Regions from separate parts of the Homo sapiens genome. Here region 2 is linked to region 1. A link is a contact called in ENCODE Hi-C or POLR2A ChIA-PET data. All regions are on one chromosome and are shown on one strand. The core of a region is the stretch at or near the end of the contact, and the rest is flanking DNA. Distances in the headings are between cores, read along the strand shown. Region 1 holds the start of DOP1A (DOP1 leucine zipper like protein A). Region 2 holds the start of PNRC1 (proline rich nuclear receptor coactivator 1).

Region 1 (5,782 bases), core at 1,885-4,384:
GGAGAGTAGTCCAAGGGAACTGTGAAAGGCCCCTGCATGAGAGGAAGGGAGGGTTTGTTGTGTGTGTGTGGTTTTTGTTTTATTTTGGTAGGGTTTGGGTTCCTAATTACTCTACAAGGTGCACCAGAATTGGAGATATTTGTCCAAATTCATAAATTTTGAAAGAGAAAAAGAAATACATTCAGAGTACTATTATTCCCATTTCAAGATTGAAGAAATTCAGATTAAATTATTCTAATTTCGTGAGGAAGCTAGCATTTGAACTCAGTTCTCACGCCATATTCCAAATTGCCACACCAGATATCTGGCAGATTTAGGGAAGAGGAAAAAATTAAGCATCAATCTACCTGTGGCACCGTGTAATACCATTCTCAGGATTTTAACTTCTAACTTACTCTCTTTGAAACAGCGATCACAAAGGAATAGACAAGGGGACCACAAATCATTAAAACTGCTGTCAAACAAAATAGAGAACATTTTTCCTAAAAGTTATTTGTGTAGCGAATAACAAGTTTGACGTTCTCACTGGAAGGAAGAATATGAATAAATGAACGAGCTCCAGTAAGAAGTCTACAACCTGTCTTAGTGGTTCACTAAACTCACGTTTATTGAATGATTGTGTGGTTTCTCTGCAAAGAGCAGTTTTGGACGAAAAGACCCGAGGTTATTTACAAAACAAGAAGCTCACATAGGAACTGATCCAGTAAGGAGGATCCCGAAGAGAGACAGACAAATCATTTTTTGCATTGTTTTGTTGGAAACGCCGGGCACTGCCAACAGTGTTTTACATCACTGTTCCTCAAATTTTAATGTGCATTTGATTCCTGGAAATCTTGTTAAAATATAAGTTTTGATTCCATAAGTCTGGTGTGGAGCTGAGACCCTGAATTTCTAAAAAGCTCCCCAAAGATACCCACACTGTCAGTAGGGGTGGGAGTGGCGGAGCCGACTACAGGGGAAAGCTTCACTTTGAGTGATCGAGAGGCTCTACGCAACTGGAAAGAAGAAACTCAAAATCCCTCGTACAGAGAGAGACTCACCAGCCCCCGACCCCCGGGCAGCAGTAAAGCGAGCTGGGCACTGCGCCTAGAATCCCAGTTCTTACCCCAGGATCAGAAGCGCGCTCTGCAGCTGTCCCCGCACCTCCAGAAACACGCGCGTCTCCGCCGCAGAAGCCGCCATGGCAGGCTTCCAGTCCCAGACCGGACCAAGCTGGAGGTTCCGAGGGGCCCGGGTCAACAGGACCAGGAGAGGTTCCACGTGCGGACCAACCAGCGGCAGCCCCGCTGCGGCGCAGGCGCCTGTGCCAGATCGCAGGGCTGGCGCCGCCTACCAGCTCACAGCGCCACCTGCCGGCCGGAGAGTGCACCACCGAGAAGGCGCGTGACCCCGGAGGCCGGGGCGGGGCGCGCATTTTCAAAACCAGGCTTTGGCCCAGAGTGCTGAGAAAGGTGGGCGGCGAGAGGCTAGCTATCGCCCCACTCTGCTTCTTATGAGCGTGACTTGGCGCGTTAGCATCCCTGGAAATGACCATAAAAATCAGACCCAGGGTTCACACCTTTGGCTAGCTCGAAGGGAGGGAGATGATGGAGGCAAGTGTTACAGGTGGGCTTTGTCCCCAGGAGATGCAAGAACAGAATTCCCGGCCCCAAACCCACTTTATCTTGGTCTCTTTATGAACAAGGGTCGTTTGTTAGCCTCTATCTAAAGCGACAAAATTTTCAAGAATTGACTTGCCATTGCTTCTCAACTTAGACAGGATAGCTCCAAAATTGAAACAGGTGCAAAAATATAAGGAAGTTCTTTGTTACCTAATGCAGAAGAGTGTGGCTGAAGTCTATCAGGACTAACCATTTTTTAGGGGGTAAAAAAGGAAGATGAGAATGATTACGTATGTACAGCTCCACTATTCACTTTCACAAAAGTAAAAACTAAGAGAAGTTGGAGAAGTTTACTACCAGAAGATAGTTTTGAAAAGTTTGACACAGTAAAGAACCTGGTATAATGTAAATACTTATAATGAAGAACTATTAAAATATAAGACCGGGTAGAATTACAATAGGGCTTCTTAAAAACAAGGAGCTGCTTTTATTTATTTATTTTTTTTCGGAGTCTCGCTCTGTCGCCAAGGCTGGAGTGCAGTGGCGCGATCTCGGCTCACTGCAACCTCTGCCTCCTGGGTTCAAGCGATTCTCCTGCTTCAGCCTCCCGAGTAGCTGGGATTACAGGCGCACGCGCCACCATGCCCGGCTAATTTTTCTGTTTTTGGTAGATCCGCCCACCTTGGCCTCCCAAAGTGCTGAGATTACAGGTGTGAGCCACCATGCCCAGCCTAAACCATAAATAAATTCTAAATAAATAAATCCTGTCATATATTTTAAGATAATAGCTTGACAATTTTTCTAAAATCAGTATTTGGGGTGATTAAAGTTTATTATGTTGATGCACAAATTATTATATCTATCACAATAATTTGAAGTTATAGATGGAAGCAACAACTCACTTAAAAAAATAAAGTTTACTATTATTTGGTCTCAAATAATTCATCTATTTGAAGGATGATGATTTCAACTCTTCATATCTTCCACCTTTAGTACCCGAGGCTATTGAATGCTTAAATATTGACACATTATATTGAAATATACAACTTCCGTAGCACAACTTACTCTTTATAATTGTTTTGTTAGCTTAAAAGATTTTTATATATTTAGTTACGTATTTGTAAAAACTTTCATTTTTTTACGGTATGGTGTTGGCAAAACGGTGCAATTTACCTTGGAGTAACTAGATATGATTGATAGAGCTCTAGACTCAAAATAGTTCCAAATCTGACACCAACTACTTGTCTCCTAACTTCACAAGTCTCCTAACCTCTCTGGGATGCAGGTTACTCATATGAAATATTGAGAAACTATTCAAATAATATTTAAAAGCTGTTTTCAGTTCCTATTATCTCTTCAAATGAAAACATCTGCTAACCCCCTTTCTAGCCACTCCTGAAATTGGTAGCCATGGCCGCTTCCCGCGACAGTCCACTTGAGGGCGCTGTGGCAACAGCTAGCGCCGGGAGGCAGGAAGCCGATCGGGGGCGGGGATCGAAGGCCTCAGACGTCGACGCCGGCGTGGGCGCGAGCACGGTGCACTCTGGGAGCTGTCACTAGGCCCTTCGGCTCCCGGTCTCGGTGTAGCTGCCGTGGTTGCCAGGAGAGCTGCGCCGGCGAGAAGCGGCCGAGCCAGCAGCAGGTAAAAGCGTCCCTGCCCCCAGTGCGGCCGCTAGGCTGGTAGCCGGCTCCGAGCATCCTTCTCGGCCCGGCTAGGTCCTGAGCCGCGGGGACGCCTTGCGAGTCTGACTGCTGTGGCGTCGGGGGTGTTGCCGCTCCGGCCCCGCCAGGAGCTGCGAAGCTGGTCGGCCGCCCTCTGGTTTACGGGGAGTCGGGAGCTGCGCGGGGACTGGAGGGCCAGGGCTGGGGCCGGGGCCTGGGCCGGGCAGAGGCGCGAGGGCGGCCCCAGGTGAGGGAGGCCGGAGGCGGGGCCGGGGAGCCGGGGACAGGTCCCGAGCCTCCCCTGCTGGGGCGGAGCGGTGCGCAAGGCTGGGGCAGAGGTCGCACCTGTGCGATGGAGGCGTGCGGAGTACCCTCTTTGTTGAAGGAATCGAGGCGTTGTGCCTTCTCGGCTGGTGGGTTCTTTTAGCATTGAGGAGACACGTAGGCCCGCGATGGTTCATGTTCTCCGTGGGGCTTAGAAAGGAGTACCGAAGTTTATTAAGAGGAAGTCAGAAGAGTCAAACGGGTGTTGTTAACAATTATCACCTTTGATTCCTAAGCCTTTTAAAGTTGCAACATAACAATAGTCACTTGTTCGGGCCTCCTCCATTCCTGTACCCTGAGGGGGGCGGGGAATGGCACACAACTATTTTTCTTAAGCTAAGTAAATTGTGTTTGAACATTTTTACACTATCTTAGAGTTCTATGGCGTTTGAGAAATGTAAAGATTGGGAAAATGACTTCGACTCCAGCTAAAGCAGTCAAAAAAAATGATAATTACCAAAAATGTAGGAAACTGTTTGCCTGACAAATAGGCCCTGAACTGTAGAGAGAGAAAAATCTGTTTTGATGTTGTTGGCCATTGTCTATGCAGACATAAGTTCTCACATTTTAATTTTGTTTGTGGGTATTAATATGGTCTACAGTGAATAACATACGTCGGCATTATGTGCTAAGTAACTCACCACCTGATAGATAACACAGTGATTTAGGTGGGCCGACTGAAGTTATGAGTAAATTAAAACCACGAGTAGTCTAAATGCTTTATTTTAGTGATTACTTTCGGCCACAACTGATAACTAAATCATTCTCTGTAATTGTTAAGCAGTAGCAAATCTCCACGTGGGCTTGATTATTAGGTACCTAGTGCTGAAGGAACTAAAAACACCTGATTTAATACACAAACCAGAAAATGTGACACCATAACCCAAATCTTAAATGTAAGGTAAGTGTTGTCAGTTAAATGTTTGTATACATTCAAAGAAGTCCTATTTTGTAGTTAAAGTAAAGGAGTGAGCTCTGGCCTGGGAATGAAGAGATTAGATTCAAGTGCTTTAATCTGCTACTAACCAGGTGTGATCTCCAGGCTTCGGTTTTGTCATTGTTTAAGGAAATTTGAAAAGACCAGGGTTTTCCAAACTGATGTTTCCCCCAGAACAGTGTTCTAAAACCATTTAATAGGCTTACTTTCCCCAAAGCAGTGTTCAATGGCAAATAATTTGGGAGCACACTAGGTTAAACTAGGTTTAACTTTTTTGCTTATAAAGGCAGGACTCTTCAAAACCTTTACTGTTATGCTGATACATGTAAATCTCCAGAAGGTTATCCTAGCATTCCCAAATTTACCTGATCTATTTTCTCATGGCCAAATGGTTAACAACTCTTAGAATATAATTACATAGAATATAAATTTAAAAACTGCTGTACTTAAGCTGAGTCCTCTTCAACTGTAAAGGTCCATGCATTAGGCTTATTTTTTGGCTGTCATTTTAAACTTTTTGGAGCATGAAGATCTAGTGGCAACTCACTTGTATAAAAAAAATTATATTTTTCTTAGTAAAATATTAATGATACACTTAAGTTCCCATGAGTCTTAATGCTTTAATTATTGGCAGAAGACTTATCTTATTCTTTCTGGTTTTTTGACTTTTTTAAAACCATAATTCATGTTTTGAATTTGATGGTGGAGTGTAGTTATTGATTTTATTCAAAATGGCATTTTGAGGTTCCAACAAGTGAAGACTTGTTGATAATGGCATCACTTTTGCTGTGATGATTTCTCCTTATAGTCATGCATTCCTAAAATGAAATTATGGTAGAAGCCACCCAAAATGTGCTTACTGTGTAATAACTACCTATTTTAAGAGCTTATATCATGGAAAAGAGCTAAAGGCTAAAACACAAATTTTGAGACAGTTACTTCTAAATTGCTTTACAAACAGGATGTGTGCTGAACACAATCTTAAACTGTTTTGCTAAAGTCTGTTAAGTGTCACTAGTACACCACCAGTGTGGATATTCTGTTCATTCTTTATTACTTTCTTAGGGTGAATGCTGTTAATGCACAATTTTGCTTGCAGATAGGAGAGGTGGGAAGAGAACATGTAATTTTAATAGATAAGCGTTAATTCAGGTAAATTATCTCCCTGGAATAAAACTATTAAGTAGAAATATAAAGCTAATATTTTTTGTGTAATAGTTAACAGTTTTTATTGAGAATTGTATGAAAATATGATACC
Region 2 (5,782 bases), core at 1,617-4,116, 6.0 Mb after region 1:
ATTTACACCATACGTTAAATAGGACCTCTCTATATCAACCTTAAAGTGCTAGAGTAAGAATAAAATGAGATGACAGATGGAAAGTGCTTTGAAAAAGTAGATTCTTTTACAGCTCTGGATGTCCATGATTCCCATCCATCCAATGAACATGAGCACTTACTATGCATTACATGTTGCAGAAACAAAAATGAGTAAAATTCAGCAATTGGAATGAAATGGAGTTTTTTTGGTTTCTTTTTTGTTTTTTGAGATGGAGTATTGCTCTGTTGCCCAGGCTGGAGTGCAGTGGCATGATCTCGGCTCACTGCAACCTCTACCTCCCAGGTTTAAACGATCCTCCTGCCTCAGCCCCCCTAGTAGCTGGGATTACAGGCACATTAGCCTGTATGCCCAGCTAATTTTTATATTTTTAGTAGAGACAGGGTTTCGCCATGTTGGCCAGGCTGGTCTCAAACTCCTGACCTTAGGTAATCCAGCCGCCTCGGCCTCCCAAAGTGCTAGGATTACAGGTGTGAGCCACCACGCCTGGCCTGAAATGTAGTTTTAAAAGCTTATAAGGTTGACTGGGTTTGGTGGCTCACTCCTGTAATCCCATCACTTTGGGAGGCTGAGACAGGCAGATGGCTTGAGCTCAGGAGTTTGAGACCGGCCTGGGCAACATGGTGAAACCCTGTCTCCACTAAAAACACAAAAAATTAGCCAGGAGTGGTGGTGTGTGCCTGTGGTCCCAGCTACTCAGGGGCGTGGGGGGCTGGGGTTGGAGGATCTCTTGAGCCTGGGAGGCGGCTGTTGCTGTAATCCGAGATCATGCCATTGCACTCCAATCTGAGTGTCAGAAAGAAACCCCGTCTAAAAAAAAAAAAAAGTTTATAAAGTGATTGGGAAGCATTTTTCTGGATATGCAATCTGTCCAACTTTGCCATCAATCATAAAACGTTTCATTGCTTACTAATTGCTTACTACTCCAAAGCTGAAAACTATTGTAGAGGCGGTGAGGATACAGAAGTGTAAGATTACTGTGGTCTTCTAATAATGTAGAATCTAGTGTGGCAGGGCTGGACGCGGTGGCTCACGCCTGTAATCCCAGCACTTTGGAAGGCCGAGGCAGGCGGATCACGAGGTCAGGAGATCAAGACCATCCTGGCCAACAAGGTGAAACCCCGTCTCTACTAAAAAATACAGAAATTAGCTGGGCGTGGCGGGTGCCTGTAATCCCAGCTACTAGGGAGGCTGAGGCAGGAGAATCTCTTGAACCAGGGAGACGGAGGTTGCAGTAAGCCGAGATGGCGCCACTGCACTGCAGCCTGGCCACAGAGTGACACGCCGTCTCAAAAAAAAAAAAAAAAAAATTAAAACTTTTGTCTTGCAGTACCTGGACTGGAGATCAAATTCTGATGTTAACTTACCGTTTGATCTTTGACAAGTCCTTTAGCCTTTCTAAGCCTGTTTCCCCAGCTGTAAAATGGGAATAAAATACAGTACTGTCCCTCCAAAAAGAAGCTGAGGCAAAATCAGGCCAAGCTTGAGGACTGCAACCCAGGACCATAGATTCAAGCTGCCCTGAATATACACTCGGATTAGCAAGTTACAAGTAGGTTTTTAAAGGAAAAGAGGCAGCTCCTAAATTGTTTACCAATTTACATTAAAATATCGTGGGCTCTTGACTAGCTATACATTGTTCTTTGTATCTTAAATTTCAGAAACTTAAAGATAATGCGTAGGCAGCTAATCAGGAACAAAATGCCTTTAAACAATTGCCCCAGGCATTAGTAGTGAAAGGAAGAGAATGACAGCCTGCCTACTTCGCAGAGCTGAGGTCTGATCTATTTTTCTTAGTACCTATTCGTAAGGGTTGTTGTGAGGTTAAAGTGAGACAATCTATGTAAAGAACAGTTCCTGGAACATAAATGCTTGATAAATTATGGCCACAATTCTTTTTTGTGGTTGAGCAGTGCGGGGAGATCGCGAAAAATTTCTATTTACGCGCAGCTAACAAAATACTCTATGTTGCAGAGCTGTTTCACTTTCTCCCTTTGAGACGCAAGCCGGCTTGCCGCCTCCTCAAGTAACCAGGCACAATGTTCTGATCCCAAAGTCTCACAATCCTTCAAGTATGAAATCAGTAAAAACTCCAACTTCCATTTATGGATTTACGGAGAACTTTTTATACATCGAGGGGCTAATTCAATCAGTAAGTCACTTTGATTTTTACTCTGATCACCGAGACTAATAAGCAGCGATGCCGAACCAAGTAAATGAAAGAATCGTGAGCCATACTTCAGTAGATAAAATTTAAATGTAGACTGATTTTCTTCACGATTGCTAGGGAAGAAATCCTTACAGCGTACTTAGAAATCTTTGTTTTAAAATGATAACGCTGTTATGTTGGGCTGAAAATAAAACGGATACTTCCCCAAGGTCAGCAGCGGAGGAGGCAACCGTGGCCTTGCCAAAGTCATCCCCTCTTCCCAGCCCCCGTTCTTCCTGCCGCCCTCCCCCTGCCCCCTCCCTTCCCCACCCCCATCAACAAACTCCGCCGGGACATTTCAGTACCACCACTCCCTAGCCCGGCGAAGCGCAGGGGCGTGCTGGGGAGGAGTAAAGAGGGTGGGGCGGAAACCCAATTTCATTGTTCGCGGGACCGATTCTTCCCAAAAGAGCTCGCTGGCAGCGCCTGCGCAGTGCGCCCTCTTTGTGCCAGGCTGCAGCAAGCTGGTTGTTTGTGTGTGTCTACCCGAAGCTGCGGAGGCGGAGCGAGGGGGCGTGGCCTGCCTTGTCGCACTCTAATTGGGCTTTCGCAGGAAAGTGGGCGGGCGCGGGGCGGAGCTTCCGATAACAACACTCGGAGCTGGGGCTGTGGCTATTTGTTGCTGCGCCGCCACCGCCCGAGTCATGTTCCGCGATCTTCTCAGGCTCTCCTAGCAGCATCCATCGCCGCCACCCTATCTTCACTGGCTTCATTCACCTTCTCCTTCTCTCTTCGTTGCTGAGCGACAAGCTTCCTAGCGCTATGACTGTCGTCTCCGTCCCGCAGCGGGAGCCGCTCGTCCTGGGTGGCCGCCTTGCGCCGCTTGGCTTTTCCTCCCGAGGTTACTTTGGGGCCCTCCCGATGGTGACCACGGCTCCGCCTCCTTTACCCCGGATCCCGGACCCCCGGGCACTGCCCCCGACCCTCTTCCTCCCTCATTTCCTAGGGGGAGATGGCCCGTGTCTGACCCCCCAGCCTCGCGCTCCAGCAGCTCTGCCCAACCGCAGCCTCGCCGTGGCGGGAGGCACTCCTCGGGCAGCGCCGAAGAAGCGGCGAAAGAAGAAGGTGCGGGCCAGCCCCGCAGGGCAGCTGCCCAGCCGCTTCCACCAGTACCAGCAGCACCGGCCGAGTCTGGAGGGCGGCCGGAGCCCCGCGACCGGCCCGAGCGGAGCGCAGGAGGTCCCGGGCCCGGCCGCCGCCTTGGCCCCGAGTCCTGCAGCCGCAGCCGGCACGGAGGGAGCCAGCCCCGACCTTGCCCCGCTGCGGCCCGCGGCTCCCGGCCAAACCCCCCTCAGGAAAGAGGTGAGGCCGCCAGGGGGCCGTTGGGGAGTCGGGCCCTTAGACGGTCGCGGCCGAGCTCTGGGGCTGCAGACCCTGCACCCGGGGGGTCGGGCGGGTGGGGGCGGGGTGGGGGGGGCGGCTGTTTACTCGGGAGGGAAGTTTCCGTGACGCCCGCTCCATTCTTGCTTTGGGGGAAGAAGGGGGAAGGGGAGGCATGCGCTGGCGCTTCTGATTGGCTCCCAGGAGTCGGCCAATGAGAAGCGCCGCTGCGCCCCAGCAACAGCCCCGATTTAGAAGGCTGGCGGCGTTCCAGGGGGTTTCGGCGTTCCGGGCGCGCGGCGGGGTGGGGGCAGGGACAGGGCCCGCGGGAGGGCTGACGTCAGCGCGCGCTACGTGCCCGGCGCTCCGGCGCCCATGAAGGAGGCGAGGCCGGGTGGGGGCAGCTGGGGAAGGACTGGGCCCGGCTTTCGGCCTCCCGGCTATCGGGAGCCCCAGTCCTAGTCGGTGAAACGCGGAGACGGCCTCTAACGTCCCGCCGTAGGGGGTGGAGTGGGCTCCGAGCGGCTGGGTTTCGTTTGGTTGGAGTTGTGCCAAAATGTGAGGTGCCCGGTGTGGGACGCGCAGTCCAGTTGGGGCTCTGCCCGCCTCGGGCCTGACCTACTTAGTGGTTCCAAGTTAAGAGTTGGCAGGAGCCGCACAAAACTGATTTTATTACTTTTGCCACTGTGGTACTTCGTGTTAGTGTGTCCAGAGTAAGTTTTCAGAAGAGTTAGCAATTGAATTGACTTAGCCCGTCTGATTGCAGTGCTATTGCATTAGGATAAAATGGATAGAAGTTTAAATAGGATTAAGTCTACGAAATGATTTCAAAGTCTTGTCAGAATAACGTTTTATGGACTTAAGTTCAATGACTTAATCTTCGTAATAATGAAATGAAAAAGTTCCCGTTATTTAGTGAAGAATGTTGCATTGAATTAGAGATTTGCGGTTTATCTGTGCCCTTGGGAAAAAATTTGCCCACCTTGTTTCTTTAAATTATCGTCTCAATGTCTCCCTTTTAAAATTCCACGACTTTTGAAATATCCGTGATTACCTAAAAGCTTTTGTGCTTGTTTCCTGGCCTGTTTTCTAGAACAGGTACTAACTAGGGAGCTCTGGCAGTGAACCTTATTGACGTGGAAAGTTGTGGTCCTCTTTCGTGTCGTGTCTTGCTTACTACCGCGTTACAAGTGTTGGTAGTGCAGTGATCTAGTGGATTACCTTACGCTTTTCCATCCTTTCAAGACTTCCTATAAGGCCCACTTAAGTTGGGAAAGATTAAGGTGAGTGAAGCAGCGTTCTTGAAGCAGTTACTAAACCAGAAAGGAGGTACACAGCAAAGATTGTTTCTGGCACTCGTATTTGGAAGAGAGCTCATTAGTCTTCCTTACAGTTGTAGAAAGGTGGACTTGGGTTATTTCAGACTTTTTTTAGTTTGACATTTTAGAACTGGTTCACGTTGCATACTGGTAACTAGCAGTGGTGATTAACTGCATTTTTAGTGGCGAACAAGAGTGAACTTAAAAGTCAAGGGAAATTTAAGTTTTTTGTTGTTTTTTTTTTCTTGAGACAGAGTCTGCCTCTATCGCACTCCAGGCTGGAATGCAGTGGCACGATCGATCTCTGCTCACTGCATCCTCCCCTTCCCAGGCTGAAGGGATCCCGCCTCAGCCAGCCTCCCGAGGCGCGTGTTACCACGCCGGGCTGATTTTTATATTTGTAGTAGACATGGGGTTTCGCTATGTTGCCCAGGCTGGTCTCGAACTCCTTGAGCTTGAGCGATCTGCTTGCCTTGACCTCCCAAAGTGCTGGGATTACAGGCGTGAGCCACCATGCCCAATTAAAGTTTTTGTAATTTTCAGCTTTTATTTTAGATCAAGGAGGTACTTGTGCAGGTTTGCTACATGGGTATATTTCGTGATGCTGAGGTTTGGAGTATGAATGATCCCATTCCAGGTAGTGAGCATAGTACCCAGTAGGTCCCCATCTCTCTCTCAACCCCCCTTCTAGTAGTGCCTAGTGTCTGTTGTTGTTCCCCACTATATCCATGTTGTACCCAGTGTTTAGCTCCCAAATTCACTTGTAAGTGAGAACTTGCGATATTTGGTTTTCTGTTTCTGCATTAATTCGTCTAGGGTAATGGCCCCCAGCTACATACGTGTTGTCACAAAGAACATAATTTTGTTCTTTTCTATGGCTGTGGGCAAACTTAAA

What was found. A loop is a pair of places that touch in the nucleus more often than their neighbours do. ChIA-PET counts read pairs that join two places held with the same protein, here RNA polymerase II (POLR2A). Pooled maps may share reads with other maps.
Region 2: a map of CD8-positive, alpha-beta T cell shows a loop between it and region 1 (14-fold over the local background). The contact joins the promoter of PNRC1 here to the promoter of DOP1A in region 1. A Hi-C loop is called at or near these places in 1 of 168 maps with a recorded cell type or tissue (CD8-positive, alpha-beta T cell) and 3 of 50 pooled maps. POLR2A ChIA-PET finds 5 or more read pairs at or near these places in 1 of 52 experiments (T-cell).

Annotation. Positions count from the first base shown.
Region 1 is chr6:83,064,537-83,070,318 of GRCh38, forward strand. It overlaps DOP1A (DOP1 leucine zipper like protein A), which reads left to right and starts at 3,135. Exons shown (of 39, transcript NM_015018.4): 1 at 3,135-3,243. It overlaps UBE3D (ubiquitin protein ligase E3D), which reads right to left and starts at 1,305. Exons shown (of 10, transcript NM_198920.3): 1 at 1,106-1,305. The coding sequence starts at 1,182. RefSeq lists enhancers at 2,944-3,013, 3,044-3,193 and a silencer at 3,364-3,633.
Region 2 is chr6:89,077,885-89,083,666 of GRCh38, forward strand. It overlaps PNRC1 (proline rich nuclear receptor coactivator 1), which reads left to right and starts at 2,867. Exons shown (of 2, transcript NM_006813.3): 1 at 2,867-3,550. The coding sequence starts at 3,011. PNRC1-DT (PNRC1 divergent transcript) reads right to left here and starts at 2,696. Exons shown (of 1, transcript NR_187250.1): 1 at 2,278-2,696. RefSeq lists enhancers at 1,972-2,061, 3,580-4,540 and silencers at 2,492-2,701, 2,752-2,901, 3,292-3,671.